2 separate regions of the Homo sapiens genome follow, and region 1 is linked to region 2. Evidence: chromatin loops called from intact Hi-C (ENCODE). Cell type or tissue: psoas muscle. All regions are shown on one strand.

Region 1 (5,000 bases), 790 kb before region 2:
TACCTTTTATTTCTTTCCCTTGCCTAATTTTTCTGGCTAGGATTTCCAGTACTGTGTTGAACAGAAATGGTAAGAGTGGGCATCCGTGTCTTGTTCCTGATCTTAGAGGAAAAGCTTTCAACTTTTCACCGATGAGTATGACATTAGCTGTGGGCTTGACATATATAGCCTATATTGTGTTGCGAAACATTCCTTTTACACCTGATTCGTTGAGAGCAAATTTGATGTTAATACCTCTCATTCCTACAGGGAACATTGTTTTCTTTTTTTCCAGTCTCTAAGATTGATCTTACATAACTTGACTTAAAAAATAATATTAATAATAATAAACCTGTAAAAGTAGATCACTTGGAAATTAGAAAAATAGAGTTGCTATTTGGTCTGCAGGAGGTCCTGAATCCAAACATTCTTCTCCTCTCATTAGCCCTGGCCTTAGTCTGCTCGTTAGTGGTTTCCAGAGAAACTCTACTTCTGACTTCTTGCCCTCACATTATCTAAAGATTAACCATGAAGAGTTACACTGACAAGACTATTTCTGACCCTGGCCTTTTGCTGCTTTTCCGAGGAGGCTAAGTGTGACTCAAATTAAGAAAGGGGAGAAAAACCCTTCTAAATAATGTGTGACCTATGTTATTAAACACATTCTGTAGGTTTTCACTATACACAACTAATATATATGGCCATGTGCACATGAGTGTTTTAACCCAAGGGACTGCAGAATATATCCCAATTTACTTTTGTTCTGATGGACTGCTCAGAAACTGGATATTGGGGGATTTCATTTTCAATTTGATAATCCCTATTGTGGATTCCAAGCCAGTTCCAGTCATCCCATTTCACACAAAATCTAAGAAATAGGCTCAATTTATCCATAGCTTGAAAGTAGAGTATGTGGTACATTATTCCACGAGGGCAGTCATCAACACCTGCTAATCATTACTGTATGTTTTCATATATTTTCTCTCACAACCCACCAGCACCTAATATTCTAGCTGGTAGGAGGCTTAAAATTCATCTGGTTAAATTCCTCTCTTTTATATATACAAAGAAACTGGATTCAGAAATGTGAAGTGTTGCCCAGGTCAGGCAGCTGCTAAAAGGCAAACCCAGTTGCCAACATAATTCTTTTTTGGCTCCCAAATGAGTGTACTTTCAAACCTCAGGAATCTAACTCTCCAAATAACAAGGGGGAAAAAAAACAGCTTCAGGTCTTTATTTAATAGAGGTCTTTCAAAAATCCAGAGGTCCATTACATTTGCCTAAAAAAAATAGTTATCTGTAGGAGGAAATAAAAAAGAATGTGCTATTTACATTTTAGATAGGAGGAAACTGAAGAATAGAAAATACTTCTAAGATTTTTGTGATAGTAACAAAATCAAGCATAGAGCTTTGTCAAAAGAGCTCACTTTGTAAAGTGAACCATCTTTGGACAGTAAATGTGGTAACAAGTAAAATGGTGATTCAAAAAGAAATCAAAGTGCTAGTTGCGGAATTGGTTGAGCGCCCTCTGTTTCAGGCCAAGCGACTGAGGCAGTGATTTCGGCAGATCAGGGCTCTCTGCATGGCTGAGGAGGAGAGGACAGGGCCAGGAGCATGGGCCTGGAATACGGCTCTTCAGTCAGATCCTGCGCCATAACTCCCAATCTGTGTGATCTTGGCAATTTAGGGAGCTACATCTCCTCATTTGTAAAATGTGGAAACAATTATACCACTTCATGTGGTTATTATGAAACTTGGGATCTGGTATGCAATAAGTTTTCTCATTTTCATTATCAACAAAAGAGTCTAAGCACAGATCTATGAGTTCACACAGGGCCTGTCTTAGCAGTTACCTCTTTCGAAATTTGGTGGATGGGAAATGAAAAACGCGTGCTCAGAACAGCCACTAGAGGGAGCTCTCAGGTCACCCTGGCATGGTGGAGGCCGGGCGCCCCGGCAGCCCAGATACATACCCAGGCATTCCCACCTGGTACCAGCAAGCACAGGACCTTACAGGAAACCCAACACCCTAAGGCTGAGGCCCACGGATTTGCAGATCAGATCTCCTCCTTAAGCTGAGGTTTCTGTGGGAAGGCACTTTTCAAGTAGCCTGAAACTGCTGTTCTTCACTGTGTTCAGAACTCAGTTGTGGAGTGTCTCTGACAATAGACTGAGATACTTAAACAGGAAGGAGACTGTGTGTGTGTCCATCTACTCCCGATGATAGATAAATAGATAGATAGGTAGGTAGATAGGTAGATAGATAGATAGATGACAGATAGATAGATGACAGATAGATAGATAGATAGATAGATAGATAAACAGAAGATAGCAGAGTCACAGTTGCCCCTTTATAAATGTAACCACAACTGTGCATTTCTAAGTGGGGACAAAATGGAGGGAGCTGTGGGGACTGTGGACACTCTGGGAGCCTGACCCACTGTGTGTTCTTTTAGAATTGCAGGGCCTGGGGCTGGGGCAGGGAGGGCACTGCCAATCTCTAAGTGGCACAGCACCTACAGCCTGCCTGGGTTCATTTCAGGCAAAATGTGTGTGTTCTCTTTAGGGTGAGGCAAGAGCCAAGCGCCCCAGGCCAAGGATGGAGGATGTGCTTGCCCTCATCCCAAGCCCATGTCTCTGCCCCACTGCGCCAACATCACCCCCCACCGCCCTGCTCAGGCATAACCTTCATGGTCCCTCTCTTCTCCTTACCAAATCTAAAATGCTGAGAAAGAATCTGATTTCCTTGTTTACTCCTCAGGTTGATTTAGCACTTACATCTTAAAACCTAGCCGTAATTTTTGATTTACAGGCTTTGTTTTTGCTGACTCCTTTCAACTCTCACCTTCCAGCATCTTCAACTGTCACCCCAAGCCCAGAACAGTCATCATCATCAGACTGAAGTGTCTTACCCATTGCTTCTGTGAACTTCTAAGAGCAAAAGTATGGGGAGTTTCTTCACTGAAGACGCTCTCCCTGACTTCCTGTTCTCCTCACATCCTGTCACTAAGCTCCTGGCTTCATCGGGTCAGTTCTGACTTGCAGGGGTGAAGAGAGACTGGTAGAGGCAGAGGGAGGTCACATGCTGGCTCCCAGGTCAGGGTGCAAAGCAGTCTGCAGCCTCGGAGAGAGGCTGTCTGTTGTCATTTCTCTCTGTAAGGGTCCAGGCCTTGCCATGAGGGTGAAGGTCACCCCAAAAGTCCACTGCAGTTTTCCATCCTCTAATCTGAAGCCAGACCTTTGTTCTGGCCCCTTCAGCTCTGAAGCGGCTGAACCATTTCCCTGCTGGCCTCATGTCCAAGCTCTTTGACTTTTGGGTGCAAATGATGTCTGGACAGCTGCTGGCCTTAACTTGGCGGCTGGACCTCTGGGCTCTGCTCTCGGGAAGTCTGACTCACTTTGCTGGGGTTATGCCCTCCCTGTTTCTTTCCATCTCCTCTCCCCTTTTTTCCTTTTGGGCTCAGACACTGGGCGGCCCCCAGCCCCTCTTGCTCAACCTACAGACCTCTTCAACCTCTTTTTGCCTTAGAAAAATCAGTTTTGTAAAATCCATTAACGTCCTAACAAGAATTCCAAGTCACAAGCATTCCCATTAGGGTGCCCACCTCCCAGTCATTTCTCCCCTTCCCCACCTCCCTCTGTGGGGATTTGTAGTAGAAATGCGTAGAAGAAATGCTTGTGGAAGGAACTATCATCTTTCCCTGTGAAGTCCTGAAGATCTCCCCTTAATGTTTCGAAAATAGTGGAGCCTACAATTGCTCTTTGAGTTGGGGGCATTGTTGGCCATTTGCTTGTTTTTCAACTACAAGAGCCTTTTCCCTCCTTCAAAAACCAACCACACACACAAAAACCCACATGAGCCATCCTGTCTTGGATATGCATCCCTGGGGTTAGCCCAGTGCTGGTTTTTATGTGTCTGCAAAATTCCTCCATTACCCACCCTAAATTGTCACCTCATTTCTTGCCAGTCTGGATCTACACACTGAGACCAGGAGACCATAAAAAAAGAGAGAGAGAGAGAAAGGAAGAAAGAGAAAGAAAGAAACAGAGAGAGAAGAAAAGAAGGAAAGAAAGAAAGAAGAAAGAAAGAAAGAGAGAAAGAAAGAAAGAAAGAAAGAAAGAAAGAAAGAAAGAAAGAAAGAAAGAAAGAAAGGAAGGAAGGAAGGAAGGAAGGAAGGAAGGAAGGAAGGAAGGAAGGAAGGAAGAAAGGAAGGAAGAAAGAAAGAGAAAAGCACATACATACAGCAAAGAGGAATTGATTGTGTTTGCTTCTTGCCTCAGGGATAGTTTGTTGCCATTGATTTCAGGTCATCTGGAATATACAATTTTGCCAGTCCTTTAACCACAGTTTTAGTAAATAGGATAATTAATTGAGCAGATTTTAAAAACAAAGTTCTATGAGAGATCTCTCCATGGTAGCCCCCAAATCCAGTGCTCTGTCTTCTCTCAATGCTACAATGACTCTCCACTGTGCTCAAATGTATGCCATTTGTGCATCCACTTCTGGCCTCTAACAGGAGGTGAATAATTTTGCTGAGAGACTGGAGAGTTGTAGAGAATTAGAGATAATTTCTCTGCTCCTGTGCTCTGTGTACACAAACACAAGCTGGACACAGGCCCGTGGGAATAAACCCCGGGTGCAGGCAGTATTTCCTGAAACCTAAGACACTGCATGCTGGACTCACTAAACCTTAAGGATGGAGGCAGTGTGGTTAAACACCTCCAGTTTTCAGATAAATAGACAGGTCTGTGATCTTCTGGAAGCAGAGCAGAAGATGGAAGCTTGGACTCTGGCACTGAGTTGCCTGGATTGGAATCTGACCTCTTTAATTCCTGGCTGCTCTGCAACCTTAGGTATAGTGCCTAACCATTCTGTGCTCAGCTTCTCTATCTGTGAGATACAGATAATTATAGGCTGGATGCAGCGGCTCATGCCTGTAATCCCAGCACTTTGGGAGACCGAGGCCGGCAGATCACCTGAGGTCAGGAGTTTGAGACCAGCTTGCCCGACATGGTGAAAC
Region 2 (5,000 bases):
GCTTGATTCCTTTCTAATTATAAAAATAAGCTTGGGGTGAGTAGCAGGGGATAAAAATACAAAGTATCATATAGGAGTTAATAAAGAAAACAATCATGATAATTATCTTTCTAAACAGTAAAGAGAAACCAAGTATTTCTTCATATTAGAAATATAATACAATTTTACAGCCAGGCATGACGACTCACACCTGTAATCCCAACACTTCGGGAGATGGAGGCAGAAGGACTACTTGAGCCCAAGAATTCAAGACCAGCCTGGGTAACATGTCCAAACCCCTTCTCTACAAAAAATACAAAAATGAGACAGGTGTGGTGGTGTGAGCCCGTAGTCCCAGCTATTTGAGAGGCTGAGGTGGGAGGATCACTGGAGCCCAGCAAGTAGAGGCTGCAGGAGCCATGATCATACCACTCCACTCCAGCCTGGGTGACAAAGGGAGACCCTGTCTCAAGGAAAAAAAAAAAAAAAGTAAAGAAATAATTTTTTTCAAAGAAACCCTTTACATTAAAAGCACTACTTATGATGGAATCTTTAGGAAATGCTAGAATTCCTTGTCCCTAGATTTTTTTCTAAAGGATTAAAATCTTCATTTTCTAGGAGAACTGACATTTAAATGTATGATTCCTAAACTCAAGATTTTTAAAAGATCTGAGTTGCTCGATAACTCTATAGCACACTCTTGAAGATGAGATATTCATGGACCCTCCCTAAATCTTGGAAAGTCTTCAGGCTAACGGCAGGGCTGGAGCTAAAGTTGAGGCAGAACCTCATTTCTGCCAGTAACAGCATGCCTAGCCAGGATTAAAAAATTTGCCAAGACCACACAGAAAGAGACTAGATGGTAAGTTGGATTTATACTTCTCTTTGCAACTGAAGGCCATTCTGAACTCCTGCCTAAAGTTGGAGAAAGTGAAGAGAGGCCAAATCCAGAAACCATTAGGGCTCAGAGATAATTATTATGGAAAACCAACAAGCATGTACCTAATGATTCCCCAGAGTCACTCCTAGAGCAAGGAATGAAATGAAAAAGTTTATATCACCCACAAAACAAAGATTCAATGCAGTCAATGAACCAAAGAAGAAAAATTCAGCTCTGAAATGTGATAATAACCTGATATTCCTCCTCAAATCTCTGGATATTTGGTTACATTATAATTTGCTTGATGCACGTATTCTTAAAATACCAACACTCAATTAAATTCATCACCTAAGAAACATGGTCATTAGTAATTATTTTTGCATAATCTCTTTTCATTTTTATTACTGCAAATTTTTTGTTTCTAAGTCCACAAAAGGAAACTTCAACTTGATGTAATACAAAAAGTCCAGAGTGTATCACAAATTAATTTATCTAGAATGTAATCACCATATAGAAAAAATGATGCATATGATCTTAAAATTGCATCCAGGTTTAAAGTTCTATAAAAAAGATAAAGGGAAGGATGTTACTATTCTGAGCTGATGATGTCTTACCATCCCAAACTGTAACCATTGAACATACACATTTATTGACAAACTGCTTTGAAATCATAACAAGATGTCTCACAAATGTATTGTGTTTTGATGCACTAGTGTCTTAGCTGTATGAAACAGCTACATCCATGTTTTTCCATCTATAAAAAGGGCAATGAAAAGATATCCTTTGAGTCACTTTTAACTCAACTTTCTAAGTGTCTCCAATTTTATAAACATGAATCATACTCCTATAAAGAAGTCTTCCACTCCACCTTCACGAGTGTATATCTTTGATCAGGAAGTTTAAATGGACACTCTATATGCATCCTTGTGCTTTTGGGGATCTGACAATCCTTTTTTTGATGGAACAGTAAATGGCCCAACTGTTTGCCTAAGACTAGGCAGAATGCAATTTATCTTCTTGGTTTGCAGAAAATGGCTATGTAAACTTTACCACATTTGCCAGTATTTCCATTCCTTAAGACATAGCTCATTGACTAGGACCCAGTTTTCCAAGCAAGTATAAGATGTTTCCTTGTTACTAGTATGTTTTTGGAAAGCAAAAGAGACCTTCCGAATTACCTCTTAGAGGCATGCTTCACTTTTGTCCTCAGTAATGATTATTTCAATATACTGTTTACAAACCCAATCGTTACTCCCTTTTTGAATGCAAAGTAACACGTGCTAATTGTTGTTTTGATGATATTAGTGAATCAAAACCTTATGGGAAATACAATTGTCTCATCTTCCAGGTTTCTATGTGAAATACTCAGAACTGCACTTGCAAATTCCTGAGCAGCTTCATTCTAAGGGAAGCATGGCGCCATCTAGTGATCATACAGAAAATTACATTTATGCATTTTCTCTCAAAGCTCTGTATTAAAATGATGAGTTGGCCCATACATTAGAATTGAAAGAAGAGAAATAGAATAAAAATTCCTAGAAACTTTACCTAGTTATTTGCTATATGCACCATCCTGCATGGTCATTATTAAACATATATGGGTTATAACAATAATAATATGACATTGTCCCTCTCTTGGGGTCACTTTTTTAACTTCAACTTACCATTGGTTTAGTCATGTAGTTTCCGAAATAAATATCTTCACATGGAACATTTAATTCCAATGAACTATATTTTTGGTTCATTAAAAGTTAATGAAGTTTTTGAAACAATTCCAAATGATCTGTAAAATATATTTACTTAAAAATGCTTCATTTTATTTCTCTAGTGATGCCCTGCTAGGATGCTACCTAAATTGTTAAATATTTAAAAACACAGAGGAAAAAGTAAGATAAAATAAATAGCATACTATTTAGAGATTAACCTATTCCTTAATATGGAAAATTATTCCTCATTGTCAGAATAAAACATATTATTGTATTTCTAGTTTAAGGATAATATTGTACAGATATCAATAGGATAAGATATGCTTGCCTAAGCCGGAATAGATGCCCACTCTGTCCCAGCAGGGTTTTTCCAGTTTTACCCTGTGGAAAGTTCTATGAAGACAAGGACCATGTCTGATGCATCTTTTCATCTCCATACGCCACTACTCACCCAACCCTCGCCCCCACCAGCACAATGCCTAGCATGTCATAGGAACTCAGGATGTTTCTTCAATGAACCAATAAATTAATTTATTATGTCTGTCTCTAAAATCATTATTTAGAGTCTATCTACCACAGGAAACAGCTTTTCACTTTTCTATTGTATGATTCTCTGCTCCTTTTCTGAGATACTCTCTCTACAAGTGGCACCTTATTTGATATTCACACTGCCACCTCCTAAATTCTTTAAAATCTTGAGTATCCATGTCCAAATGGCTTTCTTTCCATGAGTTATCCATCTTACAGAAAGGGCATTATTCATCAACACATCATTTGATGAAATAAATCCAAAAGGGTGGAAATGAGAAACTCTTATTTCTTACTCTTTTCAATAGGTAGTATTAATATTCTGTAACAAGGAGATTTCAATAGTGTAACACATAAGATATTACTCACAATTTGAAACAGGTGCTTTTGGCATTATAGGCACTTGGCCACAATGCATAGTTTAATATTTGTGTGGCTCAAAACAGCTAACTTATCTTGAAATGTTGCAGAGGAAACTTCCTTAATCACATTCTTACTGTCCAGTGACTGAGGTAAATCATGGCATACATGCGTCATTATGAATCACATACTATCTATACCTACACTTCAACTACCTGTAACTAGATTTTCACTATACGGTGTAATGAGTTTCAGTGAGAACATTCAGATAACCCATTCCTCAAGTAAATATTCCAAAAGCATTTTATTTCACTGTAGAGAAAATTTAGAAAAAGTAGATTTCTCCTTCTCTAGTATTGCTGAATTGTGATTCAAATCTATAATACACAGTAAACGTCTCAGAATACTACTACTTTTGAAGTACAAAGATTGCCACGATGTAGAATAGAATGGCTTTTTGTTTTTAACCAACATCCCCATCAGTACATTCAACTCAGCCTTGCAACTCCCACTCATAATGTCACAACTGTTTGTCCCTAAGCTAATTAAGTGTGTCTGCGAGCTGTAGCGTGAGTTATGAAGTTATCATTTCTCCACACTTTATAGCTGTTTGAAGGATATGAAATGGCAATGGACAAACAGTCATGATATTTTTGGCAAAATATCAAATGTTTTTGATGGAAAGTGAAAGGGCTTTGGAGCCCTCTGACCTGGGTTCAAATCCTAACTCTTCTACTTTATAGCCTGAGCAAGTTACTGAACTTAAGTTTCTTTATGTGAATGTGGAGATGCTCTTGGACCCAAAGTTCTAATTTTGGCACATACCTATCTTTAAAAACAATAATAATTTTAAAAGTAATTTTGAAATGTGTTGGTGAAAAACGTAGGCTTTTTTGAAAAAGGGTCTCTCACTCTGTCACCCAGGCTGGAGTGCAGTGGCGCAATCCTGGCTTACTGTAGTCTCGACCTCCCAGGCTCAAGAGATCCTCCCACCTCAGCCTCCCAAGTAGCAGGGACTACAGGCACGTGCCACAACACCTGGATAATTTTTTTGTATTTTCAGTAGAGACAGGGTCTCACTATGTTGCCCTGGCTGATCTCAAAATCCTGGGCTCCAATTATCCTTCCACCTCAGCCGCCCAAAGTGCTGGGATTACAGGCATGAGCCACCACACTCAACCAAAAAATATAGTGTTAAGAGATCACACTGTGACCTATAACATTTATATATTTAGAACACCTTTGGAGCTAACTGAGATTAGGGATCAAGATATATGTATATGTATATACACACACACACACACACACATTTAATAACACAAGCATGCACTTTTGTGAAATAGAATACGTAAGTTCTAAGCAAGGAGAGTGCAAACTGCATTTATTTTTCAAAAACAAGAAAAATACAGTCATAAGAGGTTTTAAGTAACTAGTTTTAATCAATCCATATGGTTGCATACTTAGAGTTTTCTTAGAAATACATTTTACATTTAGCATTGACCTTGGTATGTCTAATATTTTCTAGGTATTTTTCACATATTTCTAAG

Evidence for each region. Hi-C counts contacts between places; a loop is a spot of excess contacts. Peaks named below come from ENCODE experiments on the same cell type or tissue, not always from the same donor. Only the 100,000 strongest peaks of a DNase experiment are listed, where the experiment ranks them.
Region 1: a loop joins it to region 2, with 4 times the contacts of the local background. A loop is called at or near these places in 8 of 110 quality-filtered maps.

Annotation. Positions count from the first base shown.
Region 1 is chr5:58,884,931-58,889,930 of GRCh38, forward strand. No RefSeq gene overlaps it. Among named protein-coding and RNA genes, the nearest start is that of PDE4D-AS1, 150 kb to the right of the region's middle. In psoas muscle, a CTCF peak has its summit at 1,889 (motif pointing right); DNase peaks (open chromatin) are centred at 1,931 and 3,351; H3K27ac peaks cover 1,336 bases.
Region 2 is chr5:59,671,358-59,676,357 of GRCh38, forward strand. All of the region lies in intron 1 of PDE4D (phosphodiesterase 4D), which reads right to left. Among named protein-coding and RNA genes, the nearest start is that of MIR582, 30 kb to the right of the region's middle. In psoas muscle, a CTCF peak has its summit at 2,284 (motif pointing left); no DNase peak of the experiment used is centred here.